Regions from separate parts of the Homo sapiens genome. Here region 2 is linked to region 1. A link is a loop called in an ENCODE intact Hi-C map of the cell type or tissue named here. Cell type or tissue: heart left ventricle. All regions are shown on one strand. Links, peaks and the distances in the headings refer to the core of each region. The heading gives the core; the rest is flanking DNA.

Region 1 (9,892 bases), core at 1,832-6,831:
AGAAATTCTCTTTCTTCTCTTTCATTCTCATCTTTCTGCCGATCATTGTTCAAGGGCAGGTTGAAGGGGCTGCAACTGAAAGAGGGGCTCCAGGAGTCCAGAGGCACAATGTCATACCACACTCATGCACTGCCTGCAGTATGTGCATGTAGCTTTCGTGCACAGAGGACACCACTTGAAGGACTCAGGTCTGGATCAGTAAGCATGACCGTACTCACTTCAGTGGGGGTTGCTCACATTGAGTTTTAAAGCACAATTGCAAGATGAGGGCAACCACAAACGTCAACTGGATCAGCACGATTTTAATGATACTTCCATCTTTAGGATTTTTCTGTCCTCAGCCCACCTGTAGAAAAAAATAATTGACTACTCGGGAGGCTGAGGCAGAGAATCGTTTGAGCCCAGGAGTTAGAGGCTGTAGTACGCTGTGATCACACCTGTGAATAGCCCCACTTTGCTCCAGCCTGGGGCAATATAGTGAGACGATGTCCCTGAAAAAAAAAGAAGAAGAAGACTTGATAACAGCTTTGCACTTAAATTAACAGCTGAGTGTAGAATCAGACCCTGTACAAAAGCAAAGGTGCTTATTAGACTGAGTGACTGTGGAAGATGTTAACCATTCAGGGAGATCTGCCATGCCCAGTACTGCATCTTGTTCAATAAAGCAAACTCCTTCTTTGCCATCTGTCTCATACTACAAAGAGATAATAATAATAAAATCATTGCTTAATGAGTAAACTAAGTAGATGATAATTCCCTAGTAGATCATATTGGTGTTCTTCTCCAAAGGCTGCCATATTCTCAATGAGGCAGAGAACACAGGGGAGAGCGCGTGATTGTGCTCAGACGGGGATGCCTAAAATCAAAAACCAAGGCAGCATATGTCAGTATTTAAAGCCCCATCAAAGAAACATCCAACTTTTCAGCTGTAACCCAAATATAAATTTTCCTTACCCTGTCAATTAGCAGATTACAAAACTTCTGTAGCAGGAAGACCATTCTGCCAGCAAAGCCGTAGTGTTTGGAATGGGTCCAGGTCAGACAGATGGTGTGGAAAGAGGGTGCAATGAGACGTTTCCTATCAGCAAAGTCAACTGTTCTTCCATGCAGCACAGGCAACCTTTGAAAGGAGGAGCCACAAGGTGAAGTGTGTCTCCCATGCAGCTGGAGAAGCGTACAGATGTCTAGAGGCACCCAAGTGACACGACAAGCACAACAGTGGGCTGCCTTAGGAGAAGCATTTAGAAAAGAAAAATATGCAAAGTATCAAATAACTGGAAACCTTGTTCTTTGATGCCTAAAAAGTGCCCCCCACCCTAAGCTGATGAGCATAAAAAGCAGAGTCATATCTTCTCCAAGCATGATATTAGGATAACAGAGAGTTCTTGACTTCTTTGGAATGCTGACTGTGCTACGTACAGTCAAAATGATATAACCATGGGAAGAACACAAAGGATATTTGCTATACTATTATTAAACGTCACCTGTGCATGTCACAGTCTATTTGCAAAACTCATTCACTTATAAATAGCACCTACTCGGTTGCACAGAAAAGCTTGATTCAGGAGTGAATGATTCATAAAGTTAGTATGCATAGGAACAATAACAGTCCACTGAATCTTAAGTTTTAAAATGAAAATACTGATGACTACTTTAACAATTTTTAACTTAAATTTCCTTTCATTATGATCAAAGAAGCAAAGCTACTTCATTAACGTAAATATTTTTAGGCCAATAAAAGTGTCTTTGGGCTGGGCTTGGTGGCTCACGCCTGTAATCCCAGCACTTTGGGAGGTGGAGGCAGGTGGATTGCTTGAGCCCAGGAATATGAGACCAGCCTGTGCAACATGATGAAACCCCATCTCTACTAAAAATACAAAAATTTGCTAGGCGTGGTAACACATGCCTGTAATCCCAGCTACTTGGGAGACTGAGGCAAGAGAATCACTTGAACCCAGGAGGCAGAGGTTGCAGTGAGCTGAGATTGTGCCACTGCACTCCTGCCTGGGTGACAGAGCAAGACTCCATCTCAGAAAAACAAGAGTCTTTGTTGCTGTCTCTCTAAATTAATCATGACCAGCCACTTGTAAACACCAACAATGCCCGAAGCACTTTACCTGTGTCAGCTGACTTAATCCTCTAAACAACACTGCAAGATGGATTTATTGTCATCATTTTAGAGGTAAGAAATTAAAGACCCAAGAAAAGAGCCTGGCCATGCTCTGACAGTAACTCACAGCACCACTACTCTAATTCCAGGGATCTAGTTCAAATGCCTACTTTTTCTCCATTCCATCACCATGCCCCACAAAGCGGGAGGTGGCTATTTGCTGCAAGTTCCAAGTCAAACTGTCTTCAGATGGAGAAGTACCACCTGATGATGCAGATTGATTGGCTTAATGCAAAAGGGCCGGTTGTAGTTCAGTCATAATTCCTGTTTCAGCTAGCTCCAGGTGTTGGCTTGTGGTGCATGATTTTGCACCTTGAAGTGTTGTGTGCCCAAGCACAAGCTGGAGTCCTACCTTGAGGTAGTTCCTCCTGAAGGTGTTCCTGTATGACCAGGAACCTGGGTCCACCTGGCTACCTGTCTTCTACCAAGTGAGAGAGAGAGAAACACAAAAGGTGGTTGTGGCAATTTTGACTTTCACAGTGCCCTCCTCCACCAAGTCCTGAGTCTTTTTCTGCTACACGTTTTGCTCACTCACCCACAGATGCTTGGGGTGCGGGGTCTCTCAGCTGAAATCGTGTAGAGAGGAGACATTGAGGCCATTATCCTGACAGTACTGGGTTAAATTCTTTTCAGCTGCTCTAGCAAAAGTGGACTCTGCCTTCACACAGAGGCTGGGTTTTCTTTGACATGATCTTGATCGAACAGAATAGGAGAGAACTCACATGTCATGCTCTGTCTACAGCAGGCCCTGATTAAAGGGAATAGAGACCTGGCATCACATTTGATGCTACAGAGATTTCAAAACCAAGGCCAGGTTGACCTGCCAAGCCTGGAGTGGAATTTTATGACTAGTACCACTATTTTCACTTCAGAGTAAACTATAAGGAAGAGGATCCAGTGATTAAAACAACAAGTAACTTGGTCATCAGTTTAAGCTTTTCAACCCAGGCCCCTGCCCTATATCCACACCCTGCAGAGGGGGAGAAAAAAAAGCACAAAAGCCTCATAGAAGTAACAATTGCTTATTTTAATGTTGGCAACTTATAACTGACAATTATGTTGTTAATTGATAGTTATTTCAATGAGTTGTCATCCATGTAGATTGTTCAGATTAGCAGTGTTGTTTTTGCATTGTGATTAAACCACTGGGTAGCTGCATAAAAACTGTTGTCATCTATTACAGATACATTCTAACATCTCAGAAGAAAAAAAGGGCCAAGCCCCATTAAAGATACAGACGATTTTTAAAAGAGGCTGGGAGTCACAAAGTCTTGTTAAAATATAATTTTCACCAGAATTCTAGATTAATGAAATGTAACATTTAATTAGAGAAATTCCTTTCTATGTAAATGAAGTATTAATTACACAAATGTCAGTAAAAGAGGGAGCAATCGTCAGCAGTGAGGTTACCAGGCACACCAAGGAAAACATTCCTCCTGCCTAGAATGAGGCTGACAGAGACCCCAGGCTTGTCCTTGGAACTGACTCTCTCAAATTCAGGACAGGTGGCCAACTACAGGATACAGCTGGTTTCTTTTTAGGACTGGAGACCAGAGCAAGTAAAATCCCACAAGTTTAGCCTGAAGGAAAGGTTTAGAATAAGTTCACAGTCCAAGACTAAATAGCATTTATTAGCTCTACATATAAAAACAAAACAAAACCCTCTACTATATCTTACTTAAAAGTTTTCTATGGCTTCAAATCTTGAAAAAAACAGATTGGATTTCTAAGTTATTCCACTGTATAGAAGCTTTAAGCTGTAGTCATTTTATTAGCAATAGAAAAGTGATCTTGGACATCCGCTGGCAACAAAGCCAGAAGCCCAAGCTGGCCCCTCCTAATCCACAGGGCAGTCCTGGCCACAAGGTGGCAGTTGCCCAAATCTTAGGCAAAGTGACCTGTTGGAACTAAAGAGTCTAGAAGACATGTCATAGAGTTTTAACATAAATTTGGATGAAAAGCATTCCAGTTATCAGCTTATTCAAGCAGCTATTTCCTCTTAACAACCCTGGCAGTAATTCTTGTTAAATTGGAGCAAGATTCCTTTTCATATCAACTGAACGTTTTTTTGTTTTTTTTTTTTGAGATGGAGTCTCATGCTGTCGCCCAGGCTGGAGTGCAGTGGCGCGATCTCTGCTCACTGTAACCTCTGCCTCCCAGATTCAAGTGATTCTCCTGCCTCAGCCTCCCAAGTAGCTGGGACTTACAGGTGCATGCCACCATGCCTGGCTAATTTTCATATTTTTTTTTTTTTTAGTAGAGATGGGGTTTCACCATATTGGCCAGGCTGGTCTCGACCTCCTGACCTCATGATCTGCTCGCCTCAGCCTCCCAAAGTGCTGGGATTACAGGCGTGAGCCACCGCGCCTGGCCCATACATCTTTTTAAATTGCTCTTTTGTGGGAGTTGCATCTATGCAGTATTACCTACATTTCTCTGACTCTCTGCTCCTGATGCCTCCGCAATGTTGCTACCCCCTCAATTAGCATTGCTGTGCTACTGTCCCGTTTGAGGATGCAGTGGATCTGTGTGGGTTTACACTGCACAGAATTTTTTCCTTTCTTCTGACAAAAGGATTCTTATTTTCTTTAGATAACCACTCCTCACCTACACTCTTCTCTATGGGTTGGGTGGGCCAATCACCACCTCTGAGGCTCAGAGCTGGGCATGTATCTCAGGTCCAACCAGTCAGGTTATTCCATTCCTCAGGCCACAGTTAATATATTAGAGATAAGCACAGAACCCAGTCAGTCCAATAAGAACCCACCTTACAGCTTTTTCTGAAACTCCTGGGAAAGAGAAAGGAAGCACTCTTTCTTTAAGGTGGGGAGAATGTAAGCTTGGAGATGCTGGGCCATCACATGGGTAGAACCTGATGAGAGACAGGCTTTCACAGGACAAAGCAGAGTCAAGGTAGAGGAGTTCCTCACAGGTGCATAGATTAACAATTGGAAAAGTGCTTTATATATTTGTACTAGGGTTGAGTAAATAGGTAAACATATTGTAGGTAAAGAAAGCCAGGTTTCTCACTGTCAAAGAAAGAAATTAAAATCAGGAAAGGGGAAAAGTCTAGAATGAACCTTGAGATTCTGGGATTAGAATTGGAGGTACTAGTGTGAACTCATGGTTTTTTCCCCAATATAGATCCAGATAGATAATACAGAAATAAATACAGATATATGTATGTGTGCATGTATGCATGGGAAAATACATATATTTGCTAGCCTTATCTGCTAAGCAGGCATAGATGCAATGACATCCCAGTAATGATGAGCACACCTACCACCCAGATCTTGGGTTCTAAATACCATTCTCCAATAAAAGGAACTGGGACTCCTTGGAGAAGTGAATGAATCCATGGCTGGGGTAGAGAAAATATAAAATGAGCCTGTAATATCTGTTGGTGCTGGAAAGTAGGCAAGAGCTCAAAAAAATGATGAAGGCATATCAGAGAGCATAAAAGAGTTCCCCAAAGCAAAACCTGGAACCATTTGAGCAACAAAATAAGTATTGGATTATAATACTTGAATAAAATAAATATTTATGATATCAATAAATTTTATTTTTTCAACAAATAAGTGAACAAATAAACAGAAAAGATACAGAAAAAATCCAACAAATGTAGAAGAAATGAGGGAAATAGAAAATTACTAATAGAAAAATATAGTAAGAAATTTTGCAGGAAAGTCCACCAATGGTCTCTAAAATTAGTGGGGAAAATTTTGAGGAGAAATAAGATAGTTGCATAGTCTCAAAGTATCTCATTCCAGGTATTTAGTAATGACAAAGGGTATAATAACGTTCCATTGGAGAAACCCAGCAGACATCACTTAAGGTTAACGTTCTCTGTAATATGATATGTCGACATCGTGTACAACTAATTTGATGGCCTCAGAAGCCTGTAATAATTCCTAAGACATTCTTACCACAAATGCATAACCTCAGGCTAATCATAAGAAAAGAGTGGACAAGCCCAACTTGAAGGACATTCTGCAAAATAACTGGCCACTGCTTTTTAGAAATGTCAAGGTCATGAAAGGTGGCAAAGATTGAGGAAATGTCATAAAATGGAGGCCACTAAGGAGGCATGACCACTAGCGGTGACATGAGACCCTCGACTAGATGCTGGAACAGACTTTAATGGAAAAACTGGTGAAATTTAGTCTCTGGTTTTATTGTATTGTACCAGTGTTAAGTTCTTGGTTTTGGTCACTGTTTTATTGTCATGCATGACGTTAATGTGAGAGGAGACTGGGTGCAGGGTATGCAGAAACTTTCTTTACTATTTTGCAGCTTCTCTATAAGTTTTAAATTACTCCAAAAGAGTTTTTTTTTTTGTTTTTTTTTTTTGACGTAGCAGGTGAAAGTAGAGGGTCACTGAAGATTAAAGGGCAAGAAAAGGAGGAAAGGAACCGGAGGACCTGATGACATCATGTGAGCTTCTGAGCCACGCTATGATGGAAGCTAATTTACTCCAGGGCTTTCTGGTAGTTCCTGGACAAGTGTGCAAATAAATTCACTACATTTAACACAATACTAAATTTAGATAAGTATAGTAAATTCACAGGCCATTGAAAAGAAAGAAGGGGAAAAGTGTTCAGCCAGGAAAGCAAATAAGAGCTGCAATTTACAAAATGTTAAAATACTGCCATTAGTATTTTTTTTAAATGAAAGTTTGAAATGTTTGTAAATATGCCTCTTCAATTTGCCCAATACTTTTGAATGCCACTTTTGGTTATCAACTGAATTCACTTTTTTTTCCATAAGTAGACCACCTACCTAAATAGTGTTCCTGAGAAATGTAAGAAAACTCAGCCCTAAAACATCATTCTATTGGCCATGCCACAGAACATGAAATTCACCTCATTCATCTAATTTTGGGTTAAGGCCTCGAAGGTCTCTCTTAAAATGTAAATGCTATGGCCCAATCTATAAATATTCATCTCAGTGCTCTCTGAAGGAGTAATATACTATTAATATATTATTAATCATTAGCAACTTAGCCCCAATTTATTAATCAGATTAATTTATGTCCCATGGTAGGGTCTTGGAGGAATGGAACATAGAGTGAGTAATTTTTAATGAATGACTAGAAGAAAGGATTTGAAGTCTGAGAGACATGTGCTGACTCTGGGGATCCCATTCAGAGGTACTAGGGGAAAAAAGAAAGAGGAGCAGAGAGAAAAGGAACAGAGGAAAAACAGCACAGTGTCAACAGCAACCCTGCCAACAATTCCTGTCCATAGCCACCATTTTCAGGAATAATATAAGCATTCTTTAAGGGACACACAGATCAGGTCCATCACTCAGTTATTCAGGTTGTTCCTGGACAACCTGTTTCAAGTAATGGCCAAATCCAGCCCAAGCTCCCTTTGTCAAGCTGCAAGTCCTGCGGGGGCCTGCAGCTGCCCAGAGCAATGCCTTCCTCTAATTCATGCAAAAGTTCTGCAAGGGCAGCCCTACACAAAAATCATTTTTAAGGCTTTTTCACCCAAGGAGGAAAAGGGCATGTTGACATTTTCTGGTTGCAAAATCCTCTTCCACTTTGGAGACTGTGACAAGAAATCTCATTGCCTTCCTCCTTGATATGGTTTGGCTGTGTCCCCACCCAAATCTGAGCTTGATTTGTAGCTCTAATCCCCATGCATCATGGGAGGAACCCCATGGAAGGTAACTGAATCATGTTGGGGAGTTTTTCCCATGCTGTTCGTATGAGATCTGATGGTTTTATAAAGGGCAGTTCCCCTGCACATGCTCTCTTGCTTGCCACTATGTAAGACATGCCTTGGCTCCTCTTTGCCTTTTGCCATGATTGTGAGGCCTCCCCAGCCATGTGGGACTGAGTCCATTAAATGTTTTTTTCTTTATAAATTACCCAGTCTTGAATATGTCTTCATTAACAGCATGAGAACAGACTAATACAGTAAATTGGTACCAGGTAGTGGGGCACTGCTATAAAGATACCCAAAAATGTGGAAACAACTTTGGAACTGGGTAACAGCCAGAGGTTGGAACAGACTGGGGGGCTCAGAAGAAGACAGGAAAATGTAGGAAAGTTTAGAACTTCCTAGAGACTTGGAGAGCTCAGAAGACAGAAAGATGTGGGAAAGTCTGAAGCTTCCTAGAGACTTGTTGAATGGTTTTGACCAAAATGCTGATAGTGATATGGACAATAAAGTCCAGGCTGATGTGGTCTCAGATGGAGTTGAGGAACTTATTGGGAACTGGAGCAAGGTGATTCTTGCTATCCTAATTTAGCAAAGAGACTGGCAGCATTTTGCCCCCGCCCTAGAGAACCATTAAACTTTGAACTTGAGGGAGATGATTTAGGGTATCTGGCAGAAGAAATTTCTAAGCAGCAAAGCATTCAAGAAGTGACTTGGGTGCTCTTAAAAGCAATCAGTTTTTTTCATTCACAAAGATATGGTTTGGAATTGGAACTTATTTTTAAAAGGGAAACAGAGCATAAAAGTTCAGAAAATGTGCAGCCTGACAATGCAATAGCAAAGAAAAGCCCATTTTCTGAGGAGAAATTTAAGCCTGATGCAGAAATTTTCATAAGTAATGAGGGGCCAGCTGTTAATTGCCAAGACAATGGGGAAAATGTCTCTAGGGCATGTCAGCAGCCCCTCCCATCACAAACCTAGAGGCCTAGGAGGAAAAAATGGTTTTGTGGGTCAGGCCAGGGGTCTTGCTGCTTTGTGCAGTTTCGGGACTTGGTTTTGTATCCTAGCTGTGGCTAAAAGGGGCCAACGTACAGCTTGGGACATTGCTTCAGAGGGTGCAAGCCCCAAGCCTTGCACTTTCCACATGGTGTTCAGGCTGCAGGTGCACAGAAGTCAAGAACTGAGGTTTGAGAACCTCCACCTAGATTTTAGAGGGTGTATGGAAATGCCTGGATGTCCAGGCAGAGGTGTGCTGCAGGGGTGAAGCCCTCTTGGAGAACCTCTGCTAGGGCAGTGCTGAAGGGAAATGTGGGGTGGGAGCCCCCACACAGAGTCCCCATGGGGCACTGCCTAGTAGAGCTATGAGAAGAGGGCCACCATCTTCCAGACCCCAGAATGGTAGATCTACCAACAGCTTGCTCCATGTGCCTGGAAAAGCCAGAGATACTCAATGGCCAGCCCATGAAAGCAGCCAGGTGTGGGGCTGTACCTTGCAAAGCCACAGTGGCAGAGCTGTCCAAGACCACAGGAACCCACCTCTTACATCTGTGTGACCTGGATATGAGACATGAAGTCAAAGGAGATCATTTCAGACCTTTAAGATTTGACTTCCCCGCTGGGTTTAGGACTGACTGTCATGGGGTCTATAGCCCCTTCATTTTGGCCAATTTATCCCATTTGGAATGGGAATATTTACCCAATGTCTGTACCCTCATTATATCTAGGAAATAACTAATTTGCTTTTGATTTTACAGGCTCATAGGTGGAAGGGATTTGCCTAGTCTCAGATGAGACTTTGAACTATGGACCTTTGAGTTAATGCTGAAATGAGTTAGGACTTTGGGGGACTTTGGGGAAGGCTTAATTGGTTTTGAAATATGAGAACATGAGATTTGGGAGGTGCCAGGGGTGGAATGATATGGTTTGGCTGTGTCCCCACCCCAATCTCAGCTTGAATTGCAGCTGCCATAATCCCCACATGCCATGGGAGGGACTCAGTGGGAGGTAATTGAATCATGGTGGTGGGTTTTTCTCCTTCTGTTCTCATGATAGTGAA
Region 2 (9,892 bases), core at 3,117-8,116, 100 kb after region 1:
GTCCTAGCCTGAGCCAAAGCCGGGCTCCAAGCCAGGATACAGATTCGTCTGGGCATGTCTGATGGGCTTGCCAGGAGTATCTCAGCATGAGGGATGGAGGAGGCCCATAGAAAATAACATCCTAAGTCAGTAGGTGTGGAGGGATGCATCACAGGTATCAGAATCACCAGGAAAACATTAAAAAATGCGTGTACCCTGCAAACTACACTCCTCATTCTGGTCGTGTGTGTACATGTGGGAACACTCTAGTGAGGAACCCTGCTTTAGCACCAAAATTGGCCCTAAGAGTTATGCAGATCAGTCTGCACTAGAGGCACTGAGAGCTCCGAGAAAACAATGTGGCTTCTGTGCATAGCAAGCGTTCCCAAGCCACTGGCAGTGTGACCTTGCTACGTTGCTGTGAACACCAATAGCTTCAGTGCCTCAGGTACAGTCTGCACCAGGATGCCTACACTAGAAACCATGGACCACTGGGAGTTCAAGAACAGGCTGCAGGGGTCCATGAACTCTGGAAAATTACATCAACTTACTGGGTATATGTTTGTATTTCTGGGAAGAGATTCAATAGGTTTTGTCAGATTCTCAAAAAAGAATGTAATCCTCAAAAGGTTGAGAACTACTGCCCTGGCAACTGCCAAAAACATACTGAGGAGAGCAGATTTTGTAAGATTCTGAGAATGCTATGATGGTAAATCTTGGCCAAAGCCAGAAAAATGTTGCTTTTTCATCTAATGTGACTTATTTTTACCTCGAGGCATCAGTGACCCGGCAAAACATTCGTTACGCGAAATCGCACCCATCTTATCCATGCTTTAAGCCCACTTTAAATGCTTCCACCTCCTCCCTAACCCAAATCATTGCTTCCTTGCCTTAACCTTGTGTATCTCCTTTGTAATAATACTTTTTCCCTAGTATGAGTACATATATCATCTCTCTTCTACAAACTATAACTTTTTTTTTTGAGACAGGGTTTTACTCTGTCACTCAGCTGGAGTACAGTGGCATGACTGTGACTCACTGCAGCCTCGAACTCCTGGGCTCAAGCAATCCTCCTGCCTCAGTGTCCTAAGTAGCTGGGACTACAGGCATGTGCCACCATGCCTAGCTAATTTTATTATATTTGTAGAAACAGCGTTTCACTATGTTGCCCAGGCTGGTGTCAAACTCCTGAGCTCAAGCAGTTTTCCCATCTCAGCCTCCCAAAGTACTGGGATTATAGATAGGAGCCACCAGGCCTGGCCAAAGTATAACCTTTAAGAGTAGGAATTATGTTTTATCCATCTTCTTTCTATCTTACAGTGTCTAGCATAGCACATTTACTTAGTTATCATTGGATGAGGAATGAACAAGTCATAAATCCATCCATCTGCCAGACCTTTTTACTCTCTCTACTAAAAACAACTAATCTTATTTATTTATTTTTACTTTTTATTTTATTTATTTATTTTTTTGAGACAGGGTCTCACTCTGTCGCCCAGATCTCAGCTCACTGCAACTTCCACCTCCCAGTTCAAGCAATTCTCCTGCCTCAGCCTCCTGAGTAGCTGGGACTACAGGTGTGCGCCACCATGCCTAGCTAATTTTTTTAATTTTTTTTATGTTTTTGTATTTTTAGTAGAGACGGGGTTTTGCCATGTTGCCTAGGCTTGTCTTGAACCTCTGAGCTCAGACAATCTACCCACCTCGGTCTCCCAGAGTGCTAGGATTATAGGCATGAGCTACTGCGCCTGGCCTAAAAACAACAAATCTTATTTCCTTGTAAGTTATGTATTTTAAATATATTCCTTATAACCTCCATTGTCCTAGTTCTTTTATTTACTTATTTACACATCATCCAATGTTTGCCTGCCTTATCTGTTTACTCAGTTGCACGCTGCTTGGAGGAACAGGATCCCATATAAGCCAAACTATGGAAACCTACATGCCTCTTGGGAAGAACGCACAGGGCTAACCAACATGTCCGATATCCTGGAGTATGTGCCTCACAGTACAGACACACCACGAGGAAATGTTTCATAAAACACAGACAGAACAGAGGCTGGTAGGAATGAAAAAAAAAAAAAACTACTAATGTAGGAATTAAGCAAAAGAGGCAAATCATCAGGTTATGGAACTGGGTTGCAGATAAACCAAATGAAGAGAAGCCTGAACCTGTCTGAAGGAGAGGGCCGATAAGGCGGCCCAGCCTCAGGGGGTAGAGCTCAGCAACAGTTCAGAGCTTTGGCATTGGCCCTGTGCAGGTTTTGCAGGAGCTGCCAGGTTTTTTCTAACCCTATTACCATATTTGGTTTGTTCCATATTTGTGTCAGGCTTTTCCTGTGTTCAAAAAGACCTGACTGCCGCTATTACATGTAAAATGTTAAGAAAATCATTTTATGTACTCTGTTTTCAAAGTAGAACACAGAGTATTTTTAAACTGATCCGAGCACATTCCTGATTATCAAAGCAGCAGAGGCACAAAGATAGGGTGGCTTTCTTCTCTTTTTCTCCTTTTCTTCACAGTTTACTATTTGTTACTTACATATCCACTCACATATCAACACACCCTTAGTTCTGTACAATCAGTGTCTCCAAAGGTCAATATGATCTTGGCGACCATTTCAGCTTACTGACTGAATTGTATTACAGCATGATTATACACAAGATGTTGATTAACTGATAATGGGCAGAGTCATAAATGTCAGGCCAACCATTCCACAGGCAAGGGTCAATGCAAGTGGTACAAGGCTACACCATTTAGTGGCTACATGGATAGTAGCTTAGCTAGTGATTCTAAATACACCACAACTACACAGAGATCAGCCCTAGGACTCAGGGTGATTTTAGAGTGAATGCAGTTAGGTAAGTCAGATAATCTCACATTGCTCATTTAGCTTATCATAAGTTTATTTATTTGTCATTCAACAAGCAGGTATGGAGTGCCTATGTGTGGAAACCATCATTAAATGGAACAAAAGTCCTACCTATTAGAATGAAGTTTACATTCCAATAGAGAAGAGTCCCACGTGGGCATCATCTGTCAATCCTGTGGTAGTTGTGCATTTTCTCTAAGTCTCAATTCTTGGAGGTTATTACCTTGCTTGTCCCTGGTATTTGTATCTCTGCGCCCCAAATGACTTTGTTTTCAGCACCTTGGGTATTTGGAGAAGTAGGGTCTCTGCATTTCTGGGCCCCAGGTCCAACCCAATCCTCTCTTATGTGTTAAAGAGGCCCCTTTCCTTACTACCTCAGGGGCTTCTTAAGCTCTTAGGCCTCGGCCTTTAGGGGCTTGTTAGGCTCTGGCCCTCAGGGATCTCTGACTTCTCCCAGAGACTTCTAGGACAGAGGCTGAGAAAATATGAGTGGGTCCAGCTTAACCCACTTACTTCCTAGATGAGGAAACTGAGACCAGAAAAGCAAAGTGACTTGCAAGTGTCACACAGAGAGATGTAGATGTGTCTGTCCCCTGCTTCCTTCCTCTCAGCCTAGTGCTTTTCTGTCACATTAGATGACATGCCCTGTGAGGTCTAACAGAAGTGCCAAAGGTGGCTGAAGAACAGAAGTGACTACAGCAGGATGCGTGATCAGACAGAGCTCATGCTTAAGAGTACAATAGAGAGGACTGATTTCTTGTTAGATGGGAAATCTTGAGTACTTTGGTATCACATCTTCTTCATCACCCCAAACAGGATGAAATCAAGGCAAGGAAGCTGGTGTTGGGTGTCCTGAAAGCTGCTGCAGATATAGGCCAGGCAATAGTTAAGTTAGAATTTAAAAAACTTTGTTCCATCAACTCATCCATTTATATGCTTTCGTAATTGTTTACCCAGTTTACTAGGATGAGCCAATTTCGAAAGGGTCCAATGTTGTCACAGCTGGGCTGGACTATGCTAAGAGGAAAGAATTTTTCTAGATCTCATTCAATATTGGGACCAGGAACAACAGCTGCCTGAGCCAACAGTTCTGATGAATATGGGACAGAGAGAACTGAAACCATGGGAAGCTTAAGCTTGCTTACCATCTGAGAAAACCCTAACAAAATTTAAAACTTTAATAAGAAACCATATGATCCAAGATACCGACACTCATTAGCTTTCAACTGTCCTTACCAATGAATCCATTAGCAATTAAACAAGACCATGGGTTTCGTGTTAGATTTAATTTCTTCAGGGTACCAGTTTTATGGCTTGGGGCAAGTTCCTTAACTTTCCTGAGGCTTTTCTACCCACGAAGTGGAGATAATAAAACTTCTCTGATCTTCCTCTCTAGGTTTGTGAAAATTAAATAAGCAAGCATATGAACACTTTTTATAAACTGTACAGCACTGTAAAATTTTAATTATCATTATCAATTAGCATTTAACTATAAAACTTCCTTAATTAAGCTCAATTTTAAATTTAGTAACAACATGAACTTGAAACTATGCTTTGGGGGGCTTACATGTTACCAATGTCAATTTTTTTTTTTCTTTTGAGATGGAATCTTGCTCAGTTGCCCAGGCTGGAGTGCAGTGGCACAATCTCGGCTCACTGCAACCTCCGCCTCCTGGGTTCAAGCAATTCTTCTGCCTCAGCCTCCCAAGTAGCTGGGATTACAGGCGCCCACCACCATGCCCAGCTAATTTTTGTATTTTTAGTAGAGATAGGGTTTCACTATGTTGGCCAGGCTGATCTCAAACTCCTGACCTCAGCCTCCCAAAGTGCCGGGATTACAGGTGTGAACCACCATGCCCAGCCCCAGTGTCAATATTTTAAAATTCAAAGAAACAAAACAAATTCCTTCAGGTATAATCATGTGAATGAAAATAGTCTTTCATTCATTCATTCATTCTTTTTAAATAAATATACAATTTCTTTTCCTTATCACAGAGAAAGTTAAAAAGAGAGCCACTAGGGTGAGTTTGTTTTACACACTTTATGGAGCAGATAACGTATTGTTTACTCAATTGCTGAGTTCTGGAGGAGAACTCCAATCTGAATTCTACTCAGTATTAGCTACCTATCCTTCAGGGCCTCACACTTGGATGACTTAAGAAAATCTTGTTCCTTCAAACCCTGTACTTTTATTTTTTACCACGGAAATGTTTATTCCTCTGTCCCAAATTGCATGAAAACCTTCTTTGCTGAGATAAGCAAAGCTTTGCCACTTTTGGTAGCTTTAATCAAAAACTGATTCTACAGATTTGGCTGCCCAGACAAGTTGACTGATGGAAAGATATTTATTAACATGCACAGGACTGAGGGATACCTGTACAATGTAATAATTCTTAAATCCACATCTGCCAACCTTTAAGGCATAATTAACGTTGTTTTATTTTTATTTTTTATTTTCAAAACTGTACCCTGTACAACACCGCCCTTGGGTGTTAGTGGAGAAAATGAACACATTGTAACAAATAAAATATTACAGAACAATAATAGTTTTCACTAATAAAAATGAGAACCCATTAAACAGTCTTATTGCCAAACTGCTGGGGGAGAAGCAAAGTCCTTTAACCACTAAGACTGGGACACAGTAGAAACAAACTCTTCCAAGCAAGGTAGGATGGCGCGTGCCTGCAGTCTTAGCTGTGCGGGAGGCTAAGGTGGGAGGATAGTTTGAGGCCAGGAGTTGGAGTCTGCAGTGAGCTATGATCGTACCACTGCACTTCAGCCTGGGTGATAGAGCTAGACCCCATCTCTAAAAAAAAAAAAAAAAAAGAAGGAAAGAAGAGAAAGAAAGAGACTTTTCCTAAGCAATGCAAGGGACGTAGGAGCTGGTACAGGGAAGAAAGGCTGGAGGAGAAAAACAGCAAGCTTTCTTAGGAACAAATGATTTCCCAGCCAGACCTACAAAAGGTTCTTGAGTACGGTAATGAGCCAGAACTGCCTTGATGACTGCAGATGGGTCAGGTCTTATTTGATGCTTAAGTGGTATAGTCCAACTTTAAATCTCTAACTGAAGACTTCCCTGTTTAACTTTCCCACCAGACTTACCTGATGTTATCGCTCTCATTTTCCTAAATAGGAAAAGGCCTATATTATTTTAAAACTTAAATAAAACTAATCTAGTCCATATATACAAATCACAACAGTGACTGAGAACATATATTATAAACCAATGCACGCATACATACAAATACACACACACACAGTATACACACACACTCAAATGTGTATATCCATGAACTTACAGGCCCTTCCGAATATCTGACAAACATAATAATCTACTGGCCAAAATACAGAGCCAGTCCACTAGGCGTCCTTAAAATAAGAGTGTATTCTAGTTTTTCTTCAAGCCTCTACAAAGTTTTGCATTGCTATCAAAATATTTTTGGAAATTCTGTAATGTTTCTCCTTTTCCCTTGGCTTCTTATTTCTGGCAAGGACTAAACCCCAAAATATCTTTCCTCTGGGACACTGAAATAACTGTCCCAACGCAGCTGCCAGAGCTATAGCTATTCAGAGATTTGAGACAGATTTCCAAGGAAGGCCACTTGTAATTTTAATTGTTTGAGTCAAAAGACCAACTTTCTGAGATGTTCAAAGAACAGGTGTATGAGAATTTTTAGTCTTTCTGGATGCTCTCATTTTCGTTCATGATTCTATCTGCTGTTTCACTTCTGTTTCATCCCTCCTTTTGTCTTCATCCCGCCCATCCTCTGGGTTTTATTTTAGACCTAGAAAAAAAGTCAGCCACCCCCCTCCCTCCCAGTGCTCTGAAGTAGTATTTCTCCTCTGCCGACTGCTCAAAAACTTTCTTGCTGTAATGATGCCACAGAATTGGGGTCTTTGTACCCAACATCACCTCCCTCAAGTTTAGGCCAAGGAAGAGGGTGTATCTGGTAGATAAAGGGAGGAAGCAAGCTGTCTCTGCCAACAAGCACAGCTGCTTGACCAGCCCAAACTGAGAGGCCTCCTGCAGATGAATAAGGTTCAGACCCATCACACAGCACACAGGAGACTTTCCTGTGCTTATGCCCAAGCTACTCACCTTTAGGTCGGTGCTTCTCATCTCTGAGAGTTGTTTTTAAAAATATCTTTGTCAAAAAAAATGTTTTAAACAAAACCTTTATTTAGACCCATTGAACCAAATCTCTGGGCCTCGGCCTGAGCGTTGCAATTTTTTTAACAGCTCCCAGATGATTCTATTGTGCAGCAGGGTTAAGAACCACTGATTGAGATTCCGCTTGTGGAAGTTATCCAACCCCGAGCTTACTCCCTTCCTTCCAAATACACCCCAGGAGATTCCTCTGCCTGTTCTCACACTAAAGATTTCTGGGAGCCAGGAAATAAAATAAGGCGGCCTAGGGAATGCAGTTAGTTTTAGAAAAGAAGAGGGTTGAAAAGAGAGGGGGTGCCACGGAGTGGAGGAGGCTGTGTTTGTGGCTCTCTCCCTACCCCTCTGTGGATGTGGGCTGCACACAGCTGGTGTAGATAAGGCTACCACCTCTCTCGAGGACTGGGCCTCCGAGGATTTGAGGATGAGATACTATAAGTGTCAGCATGCTCAGTTTCTTTCCTGCTGGGGTGGGAAAAGGGAAATCATAAGTGCTGGAGGATGCTGGAGACTCGAGAACTGTGATGCAGAGACTCTAGGGAGAAGAACATGATCCCCAGCCAGCAAAGGACAATTTAAAAATTAAGCCGGGTGCGGTGGCTCAAACCTATAATCCCAGCACTTTGGGAGGCCAAGGCAGGAGGATTGCTTGAGGCCAGGAGTCTGCAACTAACATAGCAAGACCTCATCTCTACAAAGAATACAAAAATTAGCCAGGCAAGGTGGTGCACACCTGTAGTCACAGCTACTTGGGAGACTGAGGTGGGAGGATTGCTTGAGCCCAGGAGTTGGTGGCTGCAGAGAGGTGTGATTGAACCACTGCACTCCAGCCTGTGCATCAGAGACCTTGAGTCAACAACTAAAAAATTAAGTCCCACCCATGCCAAATTATTAGGATACAGTAACGAATATGATTTTCCATGCAGAACCCAGCTTGAGAGCCACAGAGCTACTGCACTGACGCATCCACAACGGCCAGAGACTCTGCTAGCCGAGGAGGAAGCAGCTCTCAGAGCCCAACCCACATGGTCCCTTCAGACCCTCCAACTGTTCTCCATGCAGTTAGGAAAGAATAAAGAAGTCCCCTCTTGGGGTCCAGAGCTTAAACGAACCCCCAGAAATTCTAGACACCCCCTGGTTGCTTAGGCAACTGGTGGGCACCATCCAACACTTCCAGGCCAGTGACTCTGCTGGGAGAGTGGCTTGCCCTGCTGCTTAGCTTTTGCTCAGAGAATCCTGGCTCTCTGCCTGCCTGCCTCTGGCACGTTCACAGCTGCTGTTGCGCTCTTGGCTTATTCTGTCTAGAGGTCTCCCTGCCTCCACCCCTCTTTTTTCCCCCCCTTTCTCCCCAGATGTCTCAGTGTTTATGTGGGAAAGCATGTTCGTAGAGCCTGTTAGAGACTTTCGAAGTCATGCCTTCCCCTGCAGCTTTGGGAGTCCACCACGTCTAAGTAATGTGTAAAGGGGACTGAACAGGAAGGTGTATTTTGCATTCTCTGGGTAGAGTTGCTAAATGCAACTCTGGGTTTCCCCTGGCACCGTTCTCTGATTCGTGAGCATCCAAAACTCAGGTCCTTGCCCTCAGAACAACCAGCCAGATTAATGCAGACGTGCAATATGGCTGAGTTCCAGCTATGGAGGAGCAAGGGTGTTTTACATTTTCTTGTCCAGTGAAAATCCTCCCCATTCTCACAACCTTGGTGCCTCCAATTTAATGATGTTCCATTACCTGGAATTTGGGGTGTGTTTCTCTTCTTTTTTTCCAAAAGAAATTCAAGCAAAGACCAAATGCAAGTGAGTGATCTCAGATAATGAACTGCCAGGGCTTGTGCCAGATGCTGTCCCACCGTCAAACCAGCATGCGTCAGTCCGTGCTGGTCACCACAGCTTCTTACTGCAGTCAAGCCAGCCAGCCCAACTCCCCTGGGGCTGGGAGGGCCCTTAAAGCTTCAGGATAATATTGGCAAATGTGTGCACCTCCCAGCTTTAAGAACAGTTTTGTTTTGTTTTTTTAAATAAAATTAATTCATGCAATCTACTGCATTTGCACTCCAATCCAATAGTCAGACCAGGACACGCCTGAAAGGCTGAATCTGATGTAGCTTCAAAAGGTGTCAGAGCAATCACATACCTAGGATGGGGAGCGTGACTGCCCTAAAGGTAAATCTTCCTCCTGGAGGAAACTGGCAGGAAATACCCTGCCTAGAACAAATACTCCTGCTGCAGGGATTTCTTGCCATTTTCATTTTTAGAAACCAGAAAAACATGAAATGTGAAAAGGGCCCCAGTTCTAACCATCTTACTCATACCTGGCCACAAACAAAACTAAGAAATGGGCCAGGAAGGTAAGTCCAGGTTTTCAGCCCATATCTGCACCAAAGGCAAGGACCCAATCAGTGCCACCCTACTCCTCAGCCCAGGGTAGACTAAAGCCGCTCTGGGGCACACGCATTACTGAAATCTCTTCATACAGGACAGCAGAGCAGAGCAATCAGAGAAGTATGTCATGGAGTCAATATAATAATCATCACAATAATAGTAATGGCCACTAGGATTCTTGTCCTACTTCTACTCCTTATAGGCTTCGTGACCTTGGGCAAGTCATTTACCGTTTCTCTTTGTTCACCTGTAACATTGTAACATTGTCATAATTATCCGTTCTGCCCTTGTCCCAGGCTGGTCTTAAGAACAGGATGAGGCCAGGCACAGTGGCTCACGCCTGTAATCCCAGCACTTTGGGAGGCCGAGGCGGGTGGATCACCTGAGGAATTTGAGACCAGCCTGGCCAACATGGTAAAACCCATCTCTACTAAAAATAGAAAAAATTAGCCAGGCGTAGAGGCGCGTGCCTGTAATCCCAGCTACATGGGAGGCT

The links. A loop is a pair of places that touch in the nucleus more often than their neighbours do. Peaks named below come from ENCODE experiments on the same cell type or tissue, not always from the same donor. Only the 100,000 strongest peaks of a DNase experiment are listed, where the experiment ranks them.
Region 2: a loop joins it to region 1, with 2.0 times the contacts of the local background. A loop is called at or near these places in 9 of 110 quality-filtered maps.

The regions. Positions count from the first base shown.
Region 1 is chr2:173,880,571-173,890,462 of GRCh38, forward strand. No RefSeq gene overlaps it. Among named protein-coding and RNA genes, the nearest start is that of SP3, 80 kb to the right of the region's middle. In heart left ventricle, for the core only: a CTCF peak has its summit at 4,034 (motif pointing right); a DNase peak (open chromatin) is centred at 4,021.
Region 2 is chr2:173,983,157-173,993,048 of GRCh38, forward strand. No RefSeq gene overlaps it. Among named protein-coding and RNA genes, the nearest start is that of SP3, 23 kb to the left of the region's middle. RefSeq lists a silencer at 9,593-9,766. In heart left ventricle, for the core only: a CTCF peak has its summit at 6,230; no DNase peak of the experiment used is centred there; H3K4me3 peaks cover 349 bases; H3K27ac peaks cover 3,664 bases.